Regions from separate parts of the Mus musculus genome. Here all the other regions are linked to region 3. The links are chromatin loops, found by intact Hi-C in ENCODE. Cell type or tissue: heart. All regions are shown on one strand.

The links. Peaks named below come from ENCODE experiments on the same cell type or tissue, not always from the same donor. Only the 100,000 strongest peaks of a DNase experiment are listed, where the experiment ranks them.
Region 1: a loop joins it to region 3, with 2.0 times the contacts of the local background. A loop is called at or near these places in 13 of 42 quality-filtered maps.
Region 2: a loop joins it to region 3, with 3 times the contacts of the local background. A loop is called at or near these places in 4 of 42 quality-filtered maps.

The regions. Positions count from the first base shown.
Region 1 is chr4:53,380,789-53,388,788 of GRCm38, reverse strand. All of the region lies in intron 2 of Gm12496 (a long non-coding RNA gene), which reads left to right. Among named protein-coding and RNA genes, the nearest start is that of Gm12496, 19 kb to the left of the region's middle. In heart, a CTCF peak has its summit at 3,953 (motif pointing left); DNase peaks (open chromatin) are centred at 2,248 and 3,748; H3K4me3 peaks cover 276 bases.
Region 2 is chr4:53,107,360-53,115,359 of GRCm38, reverse strand. Abca1 (ATP-binding cassette, sub-family A (ABC1), member 1) reads left to right here. Exons shown (of 50, transcript NM_013454.3): 6 at 6,075-6,196. Among named protein-coding and RNA genes, the nearest start is that of Abca1, 49 kb to the left of the region's middle. In heart, a CTCF peak has its summit at 4,819 (motif pointing left); DNase peaks (open chromatin) are centred at 3,269 and 6,979.
Region 3 is chr4:53,436,781-53,444,780 of GRCm38, reverse strand. Slc44a1 (solute carrier family 44, member 1) reads right to left here and starts at 4,365. Exons shown (of 16, transcript NM_001374697.1): 1 at 4,065-4,365. The coding sequence starts at 4,097. In heart, a CTCF peak has its summit at 4,632; DNase peaks (open chromatin) are centred at 3,540, 4,500 and 7,220; H3K4me3 peaks cover 3,308 bases; H3K27ac peaks cover 2,709 bases.

The DNA.
Region 1 (8,000 bases), 56 kb after region 3:
GGAATAACAAAAAACCGAGGATAGCAAAAACTCTTCTCAAGGATAAAAGAACCTCTGGTGGAATCACCATGCCTGACCTAAAGCTTTACTACAGAGCAATTGTGATAAAAACTGCATGGTACTGGTATAGAGACAGACAAGTGGACCAATGGAATAGAATTGAAGACCCAGAAATGAACCCACACACCTATGGTCACTTGATCTTCGACAAGGGAGCCAAAACCATCCAGTGGAAGAAAGACAGCATTTTCAACAATTGGTGCTGGCACAACTGGTTGTTATCATGTAGAAGAATGCGAATCGATCCATACTTATCTCCTTGTACTAAGGTCAAATCTAAGTGGATCAAGGAACTTCACATAAAACCAGAGACACTGAAACTTATAGAGGAGAAAGTGGGGAAAAGCCTTGAAGATATGGGCACAGGGGAAAAATTCCTGAACAGAACAGCAATGGCTTGTGCTGTAAGATCGAGAATTGACAAATGGGACCTAATGAAACTCCAAAGTTTCTGCAAGGCAAAAGACACTGTCTATAAGACAAAAAGACCACCAACAGACTGGGAAAGGATCTTTACCTATCCTAAATCAGATAGGGGACTAATATCCAACATATATAAAGAACTCAAGAAGGTGGACCTCAGAAAATCAAATAACCCCCTTAAAAAATGGGGCTCAGAACTGAACAAAGAATTCTCACCTGAGGAATACCGAATGGCAGAGAAGCACCTGAAAAAATGTTCAACATCCTTAATCATCAGGGAAATGCAAATCAAAACAACCCTGAGATTCCACCTCACACCAGTGAGAATGGCTAAGATCAAAAATTCAGGTGACAGCAGATGCTGGCGAGGATGTGGAGAAAGAGGAACACTCCTCCATTGTTGGTGGGATTGCAGGCTTGTACAACCACTCTGGAAATCAGTCTGGCGGTTCCTCAGAAAATTGGACATAGTACTACCGGAGGATCCAGCAATACCTCTCCTGGGCATATATCCAGAAGAAGCCCCAACTGGTAAGAAGGACACATGCTCCACTATGTTCATAGCAGCCTTATTTATAATAGCCAGAAACTGGAAAGAACCCAGATGCCCCTCAACAGAGGAATGGATACAGAAAATGTGGTACATCTACACAATGGAGTACTACTCAGCTATTAAAAAGAATGAATTTATGAAATTCCTAGCCAAATGGATGGACCTGGAGAGCATCATCCTGAGTGAGGTAACACAATCACAAAGGAACTCACACAATATGTACTCACTGATAAGTGGATACTAGCCCAAAACCTAGGATACCCACGATATAAGATACAATTTCCTAAACACATGAAACTCAAGAAAAATGAAGACTGAAGTGTGGACACTATGCCCCTCCTTAGAAGTGGGAACAAAACACCCATGGAAGGAGTTACAGAAACAAAGTTTGGAGCTGAGATGAAAGGATGGACCATGTAGAGACTGCCATATCCAGGGATCCACCCCATAATCAGCATCCAAACGCTGACACCATTGCATATACTAGCAAGATTTTATCGAAAGGACCCAGATGTAGCTGTCTCTTGTGAGACTATGCCGGGGCCTAGCAAACACAGAAGTGGATGCTCACAGTCAGCTAATGGATGGATCACAGGGCTCCCAATGGAGGAGCTAGAGAAAGTACCCAAGGAGCTAAAGGGATCTGCAACCCTATAGGTGGAACAACATTATGAACTAACCAGTACCCCTGAGCTCTTGACTCTAGCTGCATATGTATCAAAAGATGGCCTAGTCGGCCATCACTGGAAAGAGAGGCCCATTGGACACGCAGACTTTGTGTGCCCCGGTACAGGGGAACGCCAGGGCCAAAGGGGGGGAGTGGGTGGGTAGGGGAGTGGGGGTGGGTGGGTAAGGGGGACTTTTGGTATAGCATTGGAAATGTAAATGAGCTAAATCCCTAATAAAAAATGGAAAAAAAAAAAAAAAAAAAAAAAAAAAAAAAAAAAAAAAAAAGAAAGAGCGTCGCCATCTTTATCTGTGTGGCCAGTCTTGGATAGAAAAGGATAGCATCTAGAGAAAAATAGCAGCTAAATTAAGGGAGAGATCAAGCCCGTCCAACTGAGAGAACATGGTGATTTGGAAGCAAAGCAGAAAGTGTTAGATTCACTTAATGAATTTTAAATGTTTGCTCTGAGCTGGCGTGTGGCCTAGACTGCGCTGTTGGCTCACGAACGCTTGGTTGCCAAATGGAAACACAGAGATAAAGGCGAGACAGAAAAAAAGTCAGGTCTGATAGGAAGGTAAGGGGTGCAGCCACAATCCACGGAGAGGAAGTAATGGGTAGCTATCAGTGAGTGACTTGGTGGCTGCCCTGGGACTCTTCCTCTTTTTATGGAGTCATGTCCCAGTTGTGGCCACCAGAGTGAATGAGTGAAGACGTATACCAGTTTTACACTAAATGTGCCTGGAGGGTTTATGGTCCATGGGAAGCCAGCTGGTGGCACAGAAGCAAGCAGGCAACGAAATGTTTCAGAGTTACCCAAAAGTAATAAGCCTTTCCCCACAAAGTTTCTAGTAGGTTATTTTTTTTTCACTGTAATATCTTCTTCACTCTCTGCCCGAATTAGCATCTACTTCCTATGGAAGATTAACAGCCATGTCCTGTAAGTGGGACTGTCACCAAGAAGGGTGGAAAGAGAATCCTCTCTTCCTTTTCTCCGAGGGACCCATTTACAAGCTGCTCTCCATGTGGCTGCTTGGCACCTTGGGTCCCAATGAGTCAGGAGAGATGCGTGGATTCTTCTGACATCCTGGAGCCAAGCATACAGTAAGCATACTCCTTCCCCAACTGGGACCTTCAGAACCACAGTCTTAAATACCAGACAGGAGAGGAGTATGGCTTCCAGACTCCTTAAACAAGTGGTCAGAAAGGTCCCCCATGATGAGGGAGCACGGACCTACCTTCAGCTGCCTCTACTCTTTAAAACAAAATATAACATGCTAGAGACTAAGAAGAGGCAGATGGGCTGCACGGGTCTCAGGCTGTATGCTGGAATAGACTGGAATAGAGCCACTAAGTCCAGTTTTGCTTAAGTGGATTGCTTTAGTTGAAGGCAGAGGAGGGGCGGCTGCCTTTGATGCTCTCAAGTTCCACGGTGTTCATTTCCTACAAGAGTACCTTAGGCAGGACAAGAAAGAGTAGCCTTGAGGGGTCCAGGACAGAGTAGAGACATTCTAGTGTCACAAGTTTTTGTTTTGCTTAATCATTATCAGGAAATAAAACTACACTGATGAATCCAACGCTCTTTCGCACTGTGTGACAATACTATTTTGTCACAGAAAATTAAATTGCCTCCTCTTCTCTCTCTCCTTCCTTCCCTTCTTCCCTTCTCCTCCCTCCCCTTCCCTCCCCTTTCCCTTCCTTTCCTCCTCTTTCCCCTTTTTTTCTTCTCATAGTGGGTTGGGTGTTGAACTCAGAACCTGGCACATGCTATCATTTAGTTGTGTTCTCTAGCAAATAAAATTTTCTCTCAGCTCACATTTCTGGAACTCTTGGGGGAGAGTTTGTAAACACAGCAAACCCCCAATTTAGCTGATCTCCTACAGTCTTCAGTAGCACTTGGACCCCGTCCTTTTGTTTTTCTTGACTGAAGTAGCTGGCACCGTTGAGTTGGCTAGCCATGCCTACGGTTCCCTGTGGAATGACAGTTTCCTGGGTCACTCCTTCCAGGCAGCCACACCCACGCATGCTCACTGAATGCAATTGTGCAAGCCCTGAACTTCTGACCTACATAGCTATTAGCTATGGGGGGGAGGGGGTGTCTTTTCAAGGCATACAGTGCAACAACAGAAAATGGGCACATTCGCGAGTCTTCCTCCTTTATTTCTCTGAAGCAACCAGAGAAAACCCATCGCTCAACTGTGGCTCTAGTGAACTGTGTCCCAGAAAGGAGCACCCATACTGCCCTCTGCTGTTTGCTTTTGATAAGACAGGTACTTGTGAGTGAACCACCTTTTCTGAGATGTGGGCAAGTAGAAGTTGTGGAAATATTGATGCCAACCTGGTATAGGAGTCTCTTTTCTTTGGAAGTAAACAAACATTCAACACAACAGTCCTACGTCCAAAACTCTTAGTGACAGGGAGAAATGAGCACACACAGCAAGGCATATGAGTGACAGGAAAAGGAACAGGGACCACCAGGGAAGATCGCTGATTGGAGACCAGCACCTTCCACTGCCCAGTTTATTTTTCACCCAGGCTTGCTGGGAGCTCAGAAGTATTGTACAGAAACCAGCTCTCTGTTAGCTCTAGGGCCCATGACTGAAGCCTGGAAGCCTGGAAGCTTGGAGAAGGTCCTGGTGAAGAGAAAGCTTGTTTCAGTTTCCATAGAAAATTATCTTCAATACCCCCCCAGTCCCCCCGTCCCCCCCCCTGCCGCGGTGAGCATAGACCCACATGTACCCCACACAAGGCTTAAAGGTTTCTGTGAGCCAGGCAAGCTCAACCGCGTCTTTACAGCCTTGTCTTTCATCTTTACAACTCTGCCTTCCGTCTTTACAGCCCTGCCTTCTGACTTCATAGGCCCAGCACCTCAGAGACTAGCAGGGCCTGAAGAGCTATATTTTGGGGGAATTATTGAGATTATGTTTATTGATCCAGTTTCATGCTGGACCAGGACAACATATGTTCACTTGACAGTTTTTTAATATTCATTCAGAAGTCAAGCAGGAGGGACCAGGCACTTTTGAATGTCCTCCTCATGACAACCTTGTGAGGTAGACCCCAATATTACCTATCACATGACAGAGACTAAGAAACAGGAAATAGTTTGTCTGATTGTAGAATTGGAATTTGAGTCAAACTTACAATTTATAAATGGCTTCCTTTCTTCCTTCCTTCCTTCCTTCCTTCCTTCCTTCCTTCCTTCCTTCCTTCCTTCCTTCCTTCTTCCCTCCCTCCCTCCCTCCCTCCCTCCTTCCCTCGCTCCCTTCCTTTGTTCTTCTTCTCTCTGTCTATGTCTCTCTCTCTGCTGTGCTGGAGATCAGCTCAGGGCTTAGTTTGCTCTATACCAGAGTTCATTGAACAACCCCCTGACCCTTCTTTTATTGAGACAAAACCTCACTGTGTATCCTACAGGATAGGTGTCAGGCTGGAAACCCCAGAGTGTTGGTATGACATGGAGTTCAAAGCTGAAGGTCGACTGCTGGCTTTAAAAGACGAGGGTTTGTTTCCCTTGACCTTCACATTATGGAGGGCAATCTGTTTTACTCAAAGTTCACTGATTTCATTGTTCATCTCACCCAAAAACACCCTCACAGGAACAGCCAGAATATCATTTGCTCAAATGTTTTGGGTCCAGCAAGCTGATACATTAAAAATTAACATTTAATTAAAATTAAAAAATCACAGATGATAAAATTGACTCTGAGTCCTTAAATAATGAGATATCTGGGGCTGGAAAGATGACTCAACATTTATGAGCACTGGCTGCTCTTCTAGAGATTCTGAGTTCAGTTCCCAGTAATCGCACGATGGCTCACGTAATTCTCCGTAACTCCAGTCCCAGGGGATCTGACACCTGCTTTGCTGGGTACCCGACATGCACACGGTGCACAGACAAACATGTAGGCAACACACACATTCACCTAAAAGAACATGAAAAAAAAAAAAAGACTGGGATGCTTCTAGATATTTAAAGAAAGGAAAATTGGCCATTTGTGATGGTGCGTGTCTTTAATCCCAGCACCCAAGGCAGAGGCAGGCAGATCTCTGTGAGTTAGAGGTCAACCTGGTCTACAAAGTGAGTTCAGGACAGCCAGGGCTAGTTACGCTGAGAAACCCTGAAGACACAGGGGAGGGAGGAACTTCAGTGAGTAGACAATTACTGGGTTACATATACAGCTTGGTTAAATACACAACATAGTCCTGCAGGGTAGCCTTTGGGATTGTCTTGTCAGAAATCATTTACTTCACTACTATAAGGAACATCAAGATAACAAGTGATGACATTGGTTCTGTGCTTGAAGCTCGTAGAAGGTACCTACCTCTCCATTGAGAATTAAATAACTCTCAGGCCTTGTGAGTCTCCTAGTTTAGTTGTTCTGCATAGTTTCTCTTACCACCTTGCACCCAGCGCCTCTCCTATGTAATTACAAGAAAGCATTTTGCCATGCTGGACTGGCCTGGGGACATTCTCCACACTCCACTCTGCTCCATCCTTCCTGGGAGGCAAATGACCCAGGCCTCTTTACCCAAGTAGCCAGGGAAAAAAAGGAAGCTCATGCAGGGACATCAGAATAGATGTAGCTGAAAGCATTCTGAAACCTCAGCCCGCCCCGCCCCCACCTTTCATACTCAAAGCATCACTTTGCCTTACAGCGATCTATGTGATATTAAAGCTGACCTGCTCACAGTAGCACCACTTTCTTTGATGGTGGAATAGAATGAGGCATGGTAAAGTACACAGAGAGAGAGCAAAATAGCCTATCTGCCACCCACAGTTCAGCCTCATATAAGAGTGCTCATTTATCTGAGTACCAAGGACCAGTCTGTCCCTTGCAAAACTTTGCGTTCTCCACCACATCTGGCACCAGGCCTGGTGTATCTGGAGCCGAAGAAACTGCAGCTGCATGATTGGCAGGGGTCATTATGGGCTGGAGATTTTGTTAGAAATGGGAGCATACAGTAGAAAACAGTTTGAGACGGCTATTCCAATGTCTTGCTATTTCCCAGGCCATTCTTTGAAACAGCGTCTCCAGGACATGGTACCCTGGAAGAAGCAGCTCTCAAAAGCACACAAAAACCCCTTTATTTAAAAAAAAAAAGTGACCCAGATGGCAGTACCAAATAATAACAATTATGGTGATACATATTTATCACGTATTCTGAGGCCAGACAATGTCTGGGTTTAGATTATAAATTGGCTCATTATCAGGAAAAAGATATTTATTGAAACACAGCAATGATCAATGGGCTCATTACCCTCTTATGGCGGCCAAGAAGTCCTGAGACACAGCCTGTCGCAAAAACGAGGCAGTTATTTGTGCCGGCGCTATCTGGTGCCCAGTTTTTTCCCACAGGGTTGATTTGTTCTGAGAAGAGGAACAGGGACAAGAATCGGACTTCAGGGTCTTGATCTGATCATCTGGAAAATAGAGCTAATTGAGGTGTTCCCCTGGGGGGCTAGCTTTATCAATGTCTCAGCGAGGCAATGGCCTGTTATTTAAATATGAGCCCACATGCCCCTTTCCCTTCTTTTAGCGAATGTTTAGTATACGTGGCAGTGTTTTCATTACAGTGTTCCACGCAGGTGCATGATGGATTTTGGTCGTCTCAACCCCATTACCCACTCTAGCTTTCTCTTGTTCCCATCTATTTTCATTGACTGTTGAGTGTGTGAACCAAAGAATGTTACATCTTAGGGTTACTTACAGGAATGCTTTCCAGTAGTTACAGCACTGAAGAAAACATTTTTTTCTTCCTCAGAGTGCTGTAATTTTCTTTTTTAAATTCTAGCTGTTTTTTTTTTTGTTTTGTTTTGTTTTGGTTTTTGTTACATTACGGCTTTTTAAAGGAAGCGCTTGCCTAGATTCAGCTCACTGCTTCTCTGATTCCTTATTCAGAAATCTTTTTTTAAAAAACTTGTCTGTGACTCTTGAGACATTTTAAATAGTATTTAGCATAGAATACGCAGGAAGACCCAAATACCTGCCAGGCCGCAACTAGCCAAAGAGGAGACCACTATGAACAATGGTTTACACAATAAGCCGCCACTGAAGGGGCTCCAGGAGCACACGTGTAGGGAGGCCTTAGGAGGAACATAGCAGGTGCTTTGGGAGTGACACAAATCTAGGGCTGGAGAGTTACCCCAGCAGTTAAGAGTGTTGGTATTCTTGCAGAGGGTCCAGACCCAGCTCCTAACCCACACTGGGGAGTCTATCCCATAATCAACCACCAAACACAGACACTATTGCATATGCCAGCAAGATTTTGCTGAAGGGACCCTGATATAGCTGTCTCCTG
Region 2 (8,000 bases), 330 kb after region 3:
TGTGTGTATTGTGTGTACTCGTTTTAGAGGGCAGACATCAGTATTGAATTTAGGATCTCTCACTGAACAAGGAGCTCACTGATTTGGATACACCAACTGGCCAGCAAGCCTTGAGCCTTTGTCCATCTCCCCAGCACTGAGGGCATGGATGGTTCATGACTTTTGACCTTGATGTTGGGGGTGAATACTCAGTTCCTTGCGCTTGCCCAGTAGGTGTTTTATTGAGTGAGCCATCTTCCTAGCTCCAGTCTCTTGTTCATACTCTTAATCATTGCATTCTACATCAACTTATGAATGTTACTATTTCCATATTCTTTTAAAAACATTATTACACTTTATTTTGTATGTGTGTGAGGTGGGCTGGGTGTGAAGGGACAGGACAGCTTGTGGAAGTCATCCCACGTGTGTCTCATGGACTGAGATTGGGGTGCCAGGCTTGGTGGCAGGTACTGTTCTTGCTAAACCTTCTTGTTGGCCCCAACTCCATTTGATGTCTAAGAAACTGAGGTTAAGAGAGAACAAAGAAAGGGGCCAAGTGAGGTTCATGGTCACACAGGCAGGAAGTGTTTGAGTTCAGCCTCTCTGATAAGAGTCTCTGGTGCTGGATCAATTGGATCTGTGTTCCTCTCAGAAACATGGAAAAGAGTTTTTCAGAGAACTTTTTCCCCAACCACACATTCCACAGATAATAAAAACCAGGTCCCCGTCAATTCATTTGGTTAGGGTTAACTGAGTGACTGTCTTTCCCACGAAGCGTTCTTTGTCTTACCTAGAATAACTTGTCTGTTACTGGTCATCTACTTGTGTCTAGTCTCACAGTTTCCAGAAGATATGATCCTTTCATTGATGCTCTATAAAATTTTAGGTTTATTTATTTTTATTTTTCCCTGTGTCTCCATATTCCTTTCTCCTCTCTCTCTTTCTTTTTTGCAGTACTGGGGATTGAACCTGGGGCTTCTACATGTTAGAAAAACACTCTACCCTTGACCTATATCCCTACCTGTCTCCCCACCCACATATTTTGGTGAGATGAGTTGTTGAGTTGCTGAAGCTGGCTTTGTACTGTAATCCTCCTGCCTCAGAGCCCCAGATAGCTGGGATATAACAGGCCTGTGCTACTAGGCCTGGCTTTTATTAATTTTTTTCATGAAGTTCTGAATAGGCACTTGAGTGAGCTTTGACCTTTCCTTTACCTTGTAGCAGGTAGAAAAATAAAAGCAAAATAGTTTTATCTCACTCAGACAAATCTATAATACATTCATAAATATATGTGCCCACACATGTGCACACTCAGACACATCTTATGGGGCCACGAGTTTGGCATCTCAGTGTTCTTGTCAAAGTCACCTCTCTCTTACTATCTATTTTGAACACAGCAGCTCAGCTGATGAGAGAAGCTGTCCTTGGACATGATCAGATTAGAAGATCTGTATGGAGCATGTAACTCGGCACGGGAATTCCCATGGCTGGCATGTACCTTTCTCATGTAAGGCTCACAGTAGGTCCAGAAAGGTGGATGCTCTTGTCATTTCCTTTGGGTTTGTTTTCTTACTTATTTACTTTTTCTTTCTGGTACTGGGAATGGAACTCAGAACTTCATGCCTGCTGGGTAAGTTCACAAACCACTGAGACATACCCACAGCCTTTCTCTCACTACGTTGCCTGGAACTCATATTGTGGACCAAGGAGACCTTGACTTTGTGATCCTCCTGTTTCAGCCTCCCGAATAGCTGGGGTTACAAGTGTGGACCACTGCATCAAGCTCTGTGTCATCATCTCATTAACTCAGCTTCCCTCTGCTTTATTCCTGCTGTGCTTCCAGCTGTTGTTTACCTGATGCGGCTTGTCACTTGGGGCATGAAACCAAGTAGGCGGCTTAGGGATACCGTAGCCATCTTGACCCAGTCTGCTTCACATTCGTGTCCTGATTGGTCTGTCCCCTTCCTACTGCCAGATGAATTTACCTCTTCAAAATTGGTCATTTCTCAGGTCATATCAGCTCATTTTACATTCATGCATTTGTATTCATCTATCCATCATCCATCTGTGCATCCATCCATCCATCCATCCACCCACCCACCCATCTATCTACCCATCCATCCATCCATCCACCCATCCATCCATCTACCCATCCATCCATCCATCCATCATTCATCCATCTAGCCATCCATCCATCCATCCATCCACCTACCCAGCCATCTGTCCAGCCAGCCAGCTATCCATCCATCTATCCATCCATCCATCCATCCATCCATCCATCCATCCATCCATCCAGTGGCTTCACCCAAGATTACTAGCTGTATCAGTCATCTGGCTTGGTTCATTCTTTGCACTCTCCTACACAGCTAGCTGCATACAGAAGACAGAAACCAGCAAGGACAAAGCCATTGTGGTCTGTCTTCATATCACTTCTTTTTTCTTTCCCCCCTTTCCTCTCCTATACCTCAAATCTGTGATAACCAAGAAAATCCCTAGAGGGAAGATCTGTGTTCTTATTTTTTCCTGCACATTGCTCTATAGTGCAGTAAGACTGCCATTTTAGTGACAATTAATATATTACCATTTAATAAACATTTGTCCCTAGCCAGTTGCTAATTGCTCAAGTGTATGAATACGTCTCTTATCCCCAGGACTTTAAGGTATAGTGGCATCTTATGGCCACACAGCTAATTTATAGCAAGAAACAGCATTACATTTTGGGCTTTATGGTCCTAAACTTCTTTTTGCCTGCATAGTTTTGTTTTGAGGCTTGGACTTCCTGTGTAAGCACGGGTGTGGAACTTACTCCGTAGCCCAGGCTGGCCTCTAATTTGCAGTTTACTGCCTCTGCCTCCTGACTACTGACATTACAGATATGCACCACCACATCAAACTTGGTTAGATTTTTTTTTCTTTTTTTAATTCTCAAGACCCAATTCTTGTCCTTCACAGTTCTGGTTCATTGTGCTGGGGGGTGTGGCCTGGGCTTTGGGATTTTTTAAAATTCCCAAGTGGGCCTAGCAGCCTCCAAGGTTAAGAGCCATCATACCACACACCTTTGTCTTCCTGTGTGTGTATGTACTGCAGCTGTCAGCGGTGATAGGACAGCAGCAGATAATGTGTGCATATCCACGTGACCAGACTGCAAGTTGTTTGTAGCCAAGGCTCTATGGCCTTCCTGCATCATCCCCACCCAGCATCTGCCACATTATGTTCATGCACTGCCAAGGGCTGTTGGCTGTTTAACCAGCTTCTTTGGTTTCTGTGTCTCATCCAGAGGATAGGCAGTTGGTGTTTGATCACATCCAGCTGTTTATCTGCAGCGTCTGTTGACATAACGGAAGCATCATATAAACATGCTAAGTACATTTGCTGGTCTCCAGAGTGTTGCTGGGTGACCTAGGTCCTTTCAGAGTGCAGTCTGGGTCAAACCTCCCACACTTCTGCTGCCCTGAAGGAAGGAGCTGTTCTGAAGTTCCTACGTAGGATGCTGTGTACTGCTGTGGCTTTGCTCAGGAGGAATTTGTGTTCAACTGGCTGATCTGAGTGTTAGGTCATAGATTTATTCTGTTCTATCAAGGTTCACAGAGCTCTCTTTTGATCCTCATTTTTATAGGTAAGGCCATGGAAGTTTAAGTAGGTCAAATAAACTTAGAAATACATGGATACAGAGCCCAGAATTTGGTTTCCCAGTATGAGGTGTGTGTGTGTGTGTGTGTGTGTGTGTGTAGAGCATTGCTCATATTGAAAAAAGTGCTCTATTGAATGATCTATTCTCCACCTCTTCTTTTGAGATTTATGTACATACACAAACTTAAGTATTGTGTGTTTGTGTGTGTGTGTATACATACACACATACATAACTAATTTATAAGCATGCCTGCCTTTTCACCTCAAGCTTTGGCTGAAGCCTCTCTGCCTGTCTTCCTTCCTTCTCCTTACCCCCCACCATGGGGATGCTGGGATGTTCTAGATGTTGTTGTCTTTGAAAAGACACTTGTGGTCAGGGTTCTTATTTCCTCCTGGGCTATAGCCTAGAGATTTGATGCTCTTGCCCTCCTTGGTCTCTTCCTGGACCCACTAATCTCAAAGATCCTTCTGAAGTCTTTCTGGTCACCTCATCTAGCATTCAGTCAGGTGTCATTGCTGGAGCAGTAATTTTGTACCAGGCTTTGTTCCAGGTATTTGGAACACTAAGATAAAAGACCTATTCTGCATTTTTATAAGTTAGAGTTGAATGCAGGCTATACTTAAGTAAAATAACATTTCATAATATATGGCTTCCAGACCCGCTGTATTGGAAATGTGGAGGCTGCTTATTAAAATGGAGATTTGTGGGTGGTCTACCTTAGAACCCCTGGTTGTAATCTGAAGGAATAGACACCCAGAAACTAGTTTTTGTGTGCCTCTTAAGTGAATCTTAGGTGTTCTGTGGGTATGGCAACTCAAAGAATTGAGTTCAGTGGTAGCAGTGTGGGGTCTTGTACGATGGAAACACCAGGCAGATGACAGATGGCTGAGTGCTGATTTCAAGGAGGGACATTGACAGGCCTCAGATCAGCTGTGGCATAGTATGAGGAACCCTAGGATAAAACTATAGATGAGTTGAGGAGAATCACTGTTTTATCAGCTCCGTTCAAAATTACTGAAGTTTGCTCCATGCTGAAGATGCCTGGGTCATTTGTATCTATTAAGAATCTGCTTGGACTGTTTGTCTCTACGAAGGGAGACCCTTTTAGATCCCAAGAGAAACGGTTTCATCAGTGCACACTGCAGTCTTGTTTTCAGATGGAACCCCTCTTCGGGTAATTGATTTGAGTTTGTAAAGTTTGCCCTCTAGTGGTCAGCCACTTGGTCCCAGATGAGCTTGGTTTTGTTTTTGTTTTGGGGGGGTGGTGGTGTTGGTTTGTTTTAATTTCAAAAAAGAATTCGGGTTATTAGAAGTTTAAAGGGGTAAGGAAGAAGAAAGATGAAATAGTCAATAAAATAAGGCAGGAAAATGGTTGGTGTTTCAGGCAGGCACCACTCAGCATCTGCTCAGAATCCTCTTGCTTTACAGATGATGGGGCCCAAGGCTCAGAAAGGTGCTAAAGAAATGAAATTCAAGTGGTACTATCATACCTAGCCTCCAGCCAGAGACTGACGTTCTGAATTCTTGGCCAGTGCTCTTTTCTATTTCATGCCACTGGAGTGAAGCCTTTTTTCGATGTACTCGGAGAGCTTATTGTTTAATGGGAGTTGGTACTTGGAGAGCTTATTGTTTAATGGGAGTCGGAATGAAAGCCTTTAGCAGTCACTGCATTTAGTAAAGCAAAGGGTGGGATTTCAAACATACGTTTACATATTTTTCTCAGTGTTTGGAGGAACTGGACTTTATAGTTCTGAAATCCCAGGTTTTGTTCTGAAACCAAGAAGAGACCATGTCTATTTAAACACCTCGATATGCTCACAGGACTCCCCTGTGATTCTTGGAAGTGTGGTCCCAGGCAGGCAACATCAGCACCACCTGGGAGCTTGTTAGACATGCAGCTGCTGCAGCCAGAGCTGGCAGAAGCAGATGCTCTGAGACTGCTGTCCAGCCGGCTAGCTGAGGCAACCCATCAAGCGATTCTGGTTCACAGAAATGTTAGCGAGCCATTGCCTGCTGATCTGGGAGATTAGCCCCTGTGGCTTGTGGAAATAAGGCACTCAGTATTTTCAGTGCTAGCTACGTGAGGCGGCACTGAGGAGTCAGGAGCAGCAGGGCTCATGTCACAAACCTCAGGTAGGATGGATGAGATCATTTAAAAGGGTTGGTTTTTCAATTGGCAACAAGGAAAGACCATGTGTGTAACAACACCACTGTGCTGTTGGACTGTGGGAGCCCACACTGAGTGTGGCTCAACATGTCATCAGAAAGCAATCTTTTCATGTCTCTGCCAGCGAGACGGAGCTCCTGAAACTCACTTCTCGGTGTATGTAAGCCAGAAGCCTGTGGTCACCCATCCGTTTAAAATGAAGCAATCAATATTCTATTCTCCACCTTCCCCATAGCGGTTGAGTCTTTTTTTTTTTTTTTGAGTTATTAACTGTAAACAAACACAATTTTCCAATAGATTTGAAGCTCCAGGATTTTCTGGTGGACAATGAAACATTCTCTGGATTCCTGCAGCACAATTTGTCCCTTCCAAGATCTACTGTGGACAGCCTGCTGCAGGCGAATGTTGGTCTCCAGAAGGTAAGCTACTACCTTCAGCTAAATCAGTGGGGCCTCACTATTACCCTGTTGGGGGCCCTGGAAAGAAAGAAAGAAAAACCCTGGCCTTTGAAAAAGCTGTGAAGGAAATGGTCAGGCTTCAGAAGTTTAGTTTCATCTCATTTGACTCGTGACTCTGGTTGTCACAGACGAACCCTACAGTGAGTGGGGTGTGTCACCCAGCATCAGGGCCAGTATGCTGAAAGGAAGTTGATTTCTGTGTCTGTCCTTTGGCATTGTAATGACTCCCCCCTAAAGGGGTTATATTTTCTGTTAAGGTGAATTAAGAAGCTTTTTTTTTTTTTAAATGTTGTTCTGAAATAAGAGCCAGAGACGTAGATTCTTAAACTGGAATCTATCACAAAAGATTAAATGAAGCACTTACTGCTTTTTAAAGACAGGGAAGCTGCATAAAGAGACTTCTGATCAACTTTTAAGTGTATGTAATATTAGTGTTTACATAGGCTTTGCATCTTAGGGTCCTAGAGAACTTCTTCGCCATCATTTATTTTTGTACCACTCCTGGGCAGAGTGCATGGCTATATGTTGTTCCCCCGAAAGCTTTTTCTTCACTTTATTCTCTGGCAGAAAGGAGAATTGACCCCATGTACAGCCTTTCGGCTCTATACTGGCTTGACTTTACAGTAAGCAGAAGTCATGGGCGGGGCTGATGATTGAAGAGGGCTTTGCTTCACATGGCTGAAAATTTTCCAAGTTAGAAAAAAGAAAATGTGCTTACTGCATGCTCTTATGAAACTGGGAAAATATGTCTTGTGTTTACCAATTGTGTGGCTGGGAGGTGGGCCAGAGGCAGCAGACTTTCGAAATCATTTCATTTAGCATAATTTCCATTGCCCCCTGCCAATTTCATATCTGTTGCATGCCATCAGTTTAAACTAAGAGGCATCCAGGGAAGGTCTTTGCATGGTAATTTGAGTTTCAGTGTCTTAGGGGTTCTTCACCACAGCATGGTGACAAGGACTTATGGCAGGAGCAAGCTTGGAGTGTACTTGAGTATCTGGCAGTCAGTGACAGGCGAGTGGACGACATGGTGGCGCAGATTCCCTTCACTGTTTGCGAAACTGCATGGGAGTTGAGAGGCTTTGGTTTCGCCCCTTGCGATGCTCTACAGGTTTCTGTGACCAGAATGGACTGCGTTCAGTTAAGCTGATAGAGGGGTTGGTAATATTGTAATAAGCCATCCATTCAACAAATACTGTTCTAGGGTTATAGACACAGGTACGAGCCTTGTAAACCAAGGCAGCCCCATATTATTGCAGAGGTCTCTCTCTGCTGGACAGTGAGACTCAGGTATGAAAAAGCACTACTTATTTAAACCTAGGAAGGGTAGCTAGGTAGGAGCGTATGGCCAAAGAGAGTTTCCTGGGGTTTGCTATGAAGAACAGGTGAGGATGACGTAGAAGTACTTTACAGTTGAGTTGATAGAGGCCCACTTTTCCGTATTCTTCTTGGGGGCAAGTAAAACAAAACACTCACAATTGTGATGTTCCTTAAACATAGCTTTATGCATTTGTCAAGTATCTAAACCTACAGATTCACGGTATAATTGTTTCCATGAGGCAGCCTAATTTCAGCGTCCAATATCAATACATTTCTGGAAGAGTTAGCATAACCTTCCTCTCATAGTTCCAGGGGTTTAGACTCTGGGTTTCCATTAGCTGAGTCATGTGTTCCAGTCGCGTTGAGAAAAAGACTTGCCTTAAGGATTTCCCGGTGCTATTGGGACAAGAGAGTGGGATGCATTGAGTCAGCATGCAGTGTTGGA
Region 3 (8,000 bases):
TACTGAATTTGTAGCAATCCTTCAGCCTTCTGAGTGCTTAGATTATAGGCCTGGCCACCAACACAGCTTGCCTTACATATTTCTGGCATGATCTTTTATGCTTCTAAATGAAGTTTACTTCCCAGATCATGTTTTTAATTGAACAATTTAGTCTCTGTCAGTGATTCCACTAATCCTTCAATTTCATTTCTATCACCTGACTTCAAATTCTACAAAGCAGGTGAGAATACAGCATTAGGAAAGTATTATAAGACAAATAGTAATGAGTAAATATTCCCAATTGTTTTTAAGGCAGCATGGCTAAGCAATTAGGATATGGCAGTTAAAAATGTCACCCTCAGTTTGAAGGGCTTGGGACAAGACAGTGCCCAAGAGTCTTCTAAATTGAGGCTCACAACAGGTAGTCTCTTCCACTAGAAAGTCTGTGCACCTCTCTCTCTCTCTTCCTCTCCCTCCCCCACCCCTCTCTCTAGCTCTTTCCAATTCTGAGGTTAGGAGGAGGACACAGAACCTCAAAAGCTTGAGAAACCTCCTCGCCTCTAAAGCACTGCAGTGGAAAATAATGATCTAGCCATTAAGGACAAAGACATACAGCAATTTGCTAAGTAATCTTTCACAAACCCCCTTCATTTACACTGGTTTGTCAATGGGAAAGAACATTTAATAAATCTGAAGATTTACAAGGGAACTTTGAAGTTTAGCATTACAAGAATAGAAATTATGTATAGCAGGTTATAGCAGAAGAAACTAATTATGGACAGATGGGGAGAAATTTTAACACTCTTAGGTAGGATTAATGTTGTAAAAAGAAACTCCAGATCATCTTACTTTGATACCCCCTTCAAGCAGACTTTTAGGCATCATATACTGGGTTTGTTTTGAGCCATTTCCAACAATGTGTAACTACTGACTATTATTTAAGCCAGAGAAAAATCGCCCTAAGAGTTCTGTAAGTGCCCATGGAACCAGACACTTTTCCTAAATGTATGTGTCTAATACCATACAGATTATTTTGCAAATAATTTGCTTCCTTGGCAGTAAAATACCTGCACAGAATATGATGTTTTAATTTTAATTCTCAAAGTGGAATAATTATTTTGGTGGGGAATTACGATACCTAGTCATGGCCAAGGGAAAAAATAGTATCTGGACTACAAAGGATCAAAGTCCAGAAGACCATAAACTCTTTTATGAGCATCTGCAACGCAGTAAAAGACTAGGAGGGAAAACTACACTTCAACACCCAGCTCTAGAACAAAAATAAAGTGTACTTTACATACACTGATAAAGTCTAGCTTCAAAGTTCCTGGTGATACCTCTGAGTATATCGTATTTTGATTGACTCTACAGGGTATCATCAGAGCTTGCACGCAAGTCTTTTAAGATGCTATAGCACTGCACTGACTAAAATAAATACCCACACTGAGCAAGGTGTCAGGAGCAAAGGAGGCAAGCTGCTCCGTTTTACAAACCAGTGGTGCTACTGACAGAACAGGAATAAATGTGGTCTCCCACAGTAAATTTTAACTTTACAAAGTTGAGGTTTGAGTTCAGAAAAGGATAGTCTGGTGAACTTAGACTATCAAACCGTGGAAAGTGCGAGACACAGATCAGGGCTGGGGGGGGGGGCTTCACAATCAGTGACTTGCTAGCCAAATGTTTAAATTTACGTATGCACTCCATTCAATAACCGCAGCTGAGCAGCTCTGCAGCATACAGTGAGGCATTGCATAAATGGAAAGCTGAGGGAGGGGGGAAAAAGGCAAATTCTACACTCAAGAACCTCACAGCTCAGTAGAAAGCAGAATCAAACATATTCTGCCTGAAAAGACACTCCTGACCCTGAAGATTAGCTCAGTAATGTGCAGCGTTGCATCTAGAGAACATTTAAAGTTGCATCCCTATTTTATTTCAACACAACACACATAAATACAAGAGCATTCTAGATGCCTGATGCTTCTGAGATGAGTGTTGAAGACATCAGGGGATCGAGAACACTTCAGAAATGAAAATGATGGGAAAAAAAAATCTAAAATAAGAAAAAAAAAAATGATGGCAAGCCCTGTACCTAAAAACCTGCCTGGACGCTCCACTGAATACTTCAAGTCCCCAACACTGAACTAAAGCATGTTGACAAACTGCTGATTGGTTACAGAAATCCACAGGGGGAGAAAAGCACACCCCCAGGTGCATGACAGGAGTCTTGTCTGTGTCACATGGCGTGCAGAAAGCAGTGGCTGGGAGAAGGGGAAAGGGAGAGAGGAAGCGGTCTGCATGGAGGGAGACAAGCCCGTGACCCACTGCCCATTTAAAGTGGCCTCCTGAGGCAGAACCCATCCCTCCCACACTATCCTTCACACATTGAACAAGCCATCCATAAACTATCAATACCTTGCTGTCTTAAAGGCATTTCACCACCAAATGAGCATGCACAGTAACCCGATTCTGAAAAGAAAGGGAATGTGAAAGACACTTTTTGATGAAAACTCTATGTAAACAACTATTAGATGAGCAATGCCCAACTGATAGATGCACCCCCTGCCTAAATCCCCAACTAAATCCCCAAAGGTATGTGTTTTTCTACACCTCTATATGCTAATAGAAAGCCGTGATCCAGCCTTCCTTAACACCAGGCACATGGTTTTCCTTTGCTATCCTAACTGAATAAGGTTTCACTAACTAAACCAGCCAGCCTAAGAACTGGACAAACAGGATCAATGCTCAATAAAGCCATAAATGTCCTCCACTCATCTCCAATCCTAGTTGTTTCTGTGACAGATCTCAGATTTTTCAGAGCAAGTATGCAGGTTATTTAAACCTGAGTTATATATAGTCACTTAGCACCAAGCACTTCTGTGTCACAGATGCTACATCTCTAGAGGAATTTTTTTCCCCAAAAAACTAGCATTTTTTTTTCTTCGCCAAGAACCAACCAGCCTTTATTTCTAGAAGCAAGCGCATACTTCTCCCCATCACCACCACCAAACAAACAAATCACAGACTACTGTTAAATTCTACGCTAATGAAACTGTGGAGAAACATCCCAGGCGTTGTCAGAGCCTATTTTTCATACACCACCACCAGACAGTTTGATGCAGTATTCCTGATTGCTTTTTATCGTATTTGTAAATACACTCACTAATCCACTAAATTAGATAATTTACAAACAGGTCCTCTCAGTTATTAGTGGCCAGCAGTCAAGTTCTATTACATCTGATCCTTACACAGTTGTCCAAACATTTCCACCCAGGTTAAAGGCTCTGATCGGAAAGAGAAGGCGGCTAGCGAAATTTGGATGGGGGCAGGGTGGCAGCTGAGAGAAATCTCTGCATCTCAGCCCTCAGCGACAACATCCAGCCAGTGCCCACAGAAAAACTAAATTCGGCACCTCTTCCTCCTGTTACACTGGCAACAAAGAGGGAGTTTCCGTAACGCTCCCGTCACCCACCAGGTGCCCAATCTCCTTCCCAGCCCAGTCCCCCCGCTCCCGCAGGGGCCTCGGTGCGCCGAGAGGCCGCGGTGCTCAGGGTCAAGGCACAGAGGGGGGATGGGATGGGGAACGAGCGGGTGGGATCTGTGAAATGGGCCCTGGAAGGGCACCGGGACCCAGTGAAGCACCTGATCCCGGCCAAGGGGGCCCGCAGACCAGGGGAAATGGGCAGCTTATTAAATGGATCCGAAACTAGAATAAGGTGGAAGAGAGGTGAAGAGCCCAAGCTGGGGTACACCTTCTGGGGACACGGAAAACAGTCTGTGGGTGGCGGGGGGGCTCGGCGGAGGTGGAGAGCAGGCTGGCGGGCCCCAAGGAGAGGGAAGCGTATGCCTCCCCGGGGCAGAGCGGGCGCCCGGGGCGCCTCTACCTGCAGACGGGCGGGACGGGCTGCTCAGGTGCGAAAGCGGGGGAGGGAGCGCAGCGGGCATTGGGGGACCAGGCACGAAGCGCCGAGGTCGGCGGGGACCGGAGGGGCGCAGGGCACGGCAGGGGAGCGAAGGGCACGGCTCGGCAGGCGCTCACAGCGCGGGGTGGCATCCGGGCGGGCGGCCGGGAGGCGGGAGCCCCTCACCTGCGCGGCGGAGGCGGAGCTGCAGCAGCCCATGGCGGGGCCGGAGGAGCCCGGAGGCGGCGCCGGGCGCGCAGCTACGCCCCGGAGCCCCTCGGCATGCGAGCCGGCGGGCGCCCGGGGAGGGCGCGGCCTGGCCCCGCACGACTCGGCAGCGACGGCGGCGACGGCGACAGCGGCAAGAACTCAGGAGGCTGCGCGGTCCGGGGCAGGCGCCGGCCACATCCCCCGGCGGCGGCAGCGGCGGCGGCGGCGGCTGCGCGGCTCCGGCTCCGCTCCTGCTGCTGCAGCTGCTCCCCAGCGGAAAGGGGCGGGCGGCGGCGGCAGCCCCTCCCCCTGGCCCCCGCCTCCCACCACCCGCTCCCAGTCCCGCTCCCGCTCCCTCTCCCGGGCTGCAGCCGCCTCCTCCTCGGCGCCGCGCGCGTCTCCCATCAGACTCCCCGCCCCCAGTGCAGCGCCGCGCGGCGCGGACGGCGGGGACGACGGCAGCCCAGAACGAGGCCGGGCCCTTGGGCGCGCGCAGGAGTCTGCGCGGCGCCGGGCCCATTTCGCGGTGGCACCGAGGCCGAGCTCTGCCTCGGGGCGGCGAGAGGGCGTCTGAGGCCGAGGCGCCCGTGGACCCGGCGGGCTCGCAGAGGGAAGGCGGCCGACTTGCTTCTGTACGCGCGAGGCACGGGGAGGTCACCGGGGGTCGCTCCTTCTCCCGGGTGGGAGCGCCTCTGAGGTCACTGACCCGGAGCTTTTTTTAGGGCTCTGGCGGCTGTTTATGTTACCCAGAAGAGAGAGTATTTGCAAAACCTCCCATGGAGAAGGAATGGGTGATGGAAGTGGAAAAATATCATCTGTTGCTCCTGGCCCCATTTTGCTGATGTGGACACTAAGCCTTGAAGGAGGCCGACGACAGTGAGAGCACCCAACTGGAAATTGTAGTAAAAGAGCCAGAAATGGGAGGGGAAGGTAGTACTCCAGGCCCTCAAGTCAAAGCCATGTTGGTTCTTCACTAAACTTTCTTACACATGGTAGCGCGGGCACACACATAAACACACGCACCAATTCATCTTTAAAATATTTACCGAGGCACTCACTATATTACAGTCTAGAAATTTATGGCACTAAGATTAAACAGGCGATAAAAGGCAAAGTTGCTACTCTCTTATTAAAAAAAACGAAACCTGTATTAATATGCGTTGGGGGTAGCAACAAGTTAGACATGCACAACCTTTAAGAAATTTCCAATGTTAGGGAAGTCATTACAGATACAGTGAAGCGAGAGCAGTTTAAAAATGGCGAGAGTAAACAAGGTCATGATTAACTATCACCGAAACGCGCATGTATCTAACACTCATATAAACATTCCGGTCTTGTTTCATATTGTCAAGGTGTTGCAAAGACTGGGATCAAAAGGTTTGCAAAGATACCAGAGTGAGACCCCAGAAATGCTGACTTGTCCATAAAAGGCAGATTTCAAGGTGACTCAAACTCAAAGGGGAAGTTGACTAGAGGAGCAAGGAAAGGAGAAATCTAAACAAGAGGGTGGGGAATGGGTGTGGGTGGGAGGGGTATGGAATGGAGACAAACTCACACACAGAAAATTCCCTAGTTGGTGTTTTGCATTACCATTTCCTGGATGGCTTGTTCCTCCAAACCTCATGATCCTCTGTGAAGTCCTGATAGCAGGGATGGCTGCAAAGTGTAAGATTAAATAATGTGGGTAGGCAGTGGACAGGTCAGTGAATAAGCACTCAACAACAACTTCTTCAGATCCTTGACTTTTCTGCAGTTTGACCTGAGGCTCTTTCCTAGGCACAGGATGAGTGACTTCCAAGGCTTCTTTCCCTACGGGTAACCACTGGGTCATTAGCTGGAAATGAAGAAATAAAGCATTAATTGCTGTGGGTCCCAATTCTGTTCATAAACTCCACAGTAAGATTGTAAACTCCCTGAGAACAAGGGGAAGTATTCTCTTCTTTATATCTCCCTGGGCTCTCTGGGGTGTTTGTTGAATTATTCAATACAGCCAGGAATAAAAATCCCTCCCATGAGATTTTTCCCTCAAAGCCAGAAAAGGACATCTTGTTTTTAACTGAGGGAGGATGCTGAAATTACAGTCTTAAACAAGAAGCCATCTGTCTTCCTTCTTTATAATCAAGGAAAGAGGAGTTGTCTCTCTTAGCAAGTCAAGATGGGAGCTTTTCTCTCCGATTATAAAAATCTCTCTGGCTAGCACAGTTGTTCCATGTAGTAGCTAGTGCTTATTTTATCACTGGAACTGTAGAAGTGGCTGGATCTGTAGCTGGCCTTGTCAGTGCTTCACCAAAGCGTGGGGTGTTTGGTTGTTTGTTTGGCTGTTTGTTTTGAAGATCTCTTCCGTGCCTTGGATGGTGGATGGATAGATAGCCCAGTCCGAGCACAGTCACATCGCACGTACTTGCTCCTCACTGGAGGGTTCCCTTTCAGGAGTAGAACCAGGCCTTCTGAGGTTCTGCACGGTGTTTCATAAACACACTAATTATGTATGCATATGAACGTGATGCTGTAAAATTACACCCTTTCATTAGCTGGAGAGAAACTGAGAATCTCTAAGTCGATATTCTGTCCCTTTGAACAACAAGTCTCTTTCCCACAGCCATGGTGCCCAGAGAAGCCTCCTGGACACAGTGATTTAGGAGGAAGCCAGAGTGAGGCTCACGCCTGAGCAGTGCTGAGTTCAGTCTCCCAAACCTGGGGGGGGGGGGGCGGGGGGCGGGGGGGGATGTAATTTAGAGGGAGGCTTTACTGTTCTGTGCTTTTCCCTCTTTCTCATAAACCAGCACACACAGCATTCAGCGGAATTAAATTACAGTAAATTCAGAAAGGAGAAAACTGTTTGTTTGGTTTTTTTACCCGAGCCAGAGCTCAGGGCTTGGATCTCACTACCTTGAGGTGTCCTGAGGGAAAAGCCCTCTTAAAGGGTATAAGGTTTTTTCAAAACCAAGGAGGTTTGTTTTTTGTTTTTTTTTTTTTTTTTGAGTTACATAAGAACAACGTCTGCACTAACCAGGATAAAATTATAAGGCCTATCAATCTTGATGCTGCAGGGTAAAATCAGATCACCAGCTGAGCCAGCCGGAAATGCTTCCCAATAGTCTAGTATTGCATAATTGGCCGTGTGAATTCCAGGGTTTCCAGCCTCAGAAGGCTCAGCGCTGGTCACTCACTGAAGGGAAATACAGAACTTATGGTCTTTCCAGTGATTTCAGTAAAGCCTGACTCATTGTTCACATGAGGTCAGGCTTGAGGTGGAGGAGGGGAAGATGTCATAAATATAAACGAATCTATATGTGAGTGGTGTGTGTGTGTGTGTGTGTGTGTGTGCCCGATCAACCCTCTAATTTAAAAACCCTGGCATTTGGTGCGTTGGCTGTGTTACGTTCTAACATACTGTGTTCACAGCTCTATCCCACAGGCACACAATCCCTTCAGCTGAGCCCCAGCTTCCAGGTCTGCCTCACCAACCTCCCTAAGAGCATTCATAGATTACCCCTGGGAAATACTCCTGAATCAAAAACTAATTGTAACCGAAGGCTGTAGCTGTTCATTCATTACCGGAGAGCCAAGAGCAGATTCTATTTGAGACCTCAGCAATGCATTTCAGGTTCCCAGGTAAGTTTAAGAGTGAGAGACCTGTGAAAGCTCTCTCCTGAATTTGAACACATACTCAGAGAATTTGAACACATATCCTTGTTCTGGAGAGTCTAGAGATTGCGAATTCCTTCGCTCCATAACTCTACCTATCCACATTTCTAAGTTTATGTTTTTCCAGTGTTACTGTATAACTCTGTGTTAATTAGGGTTTTACTGCTATGAACAGACACCATGACCAAGGCAACTCTCATAAGGATGACATTTGATTAGGGCAGGCTTACAAGTTTAGAGGTTCAGTCCATTATCATCAAAGCA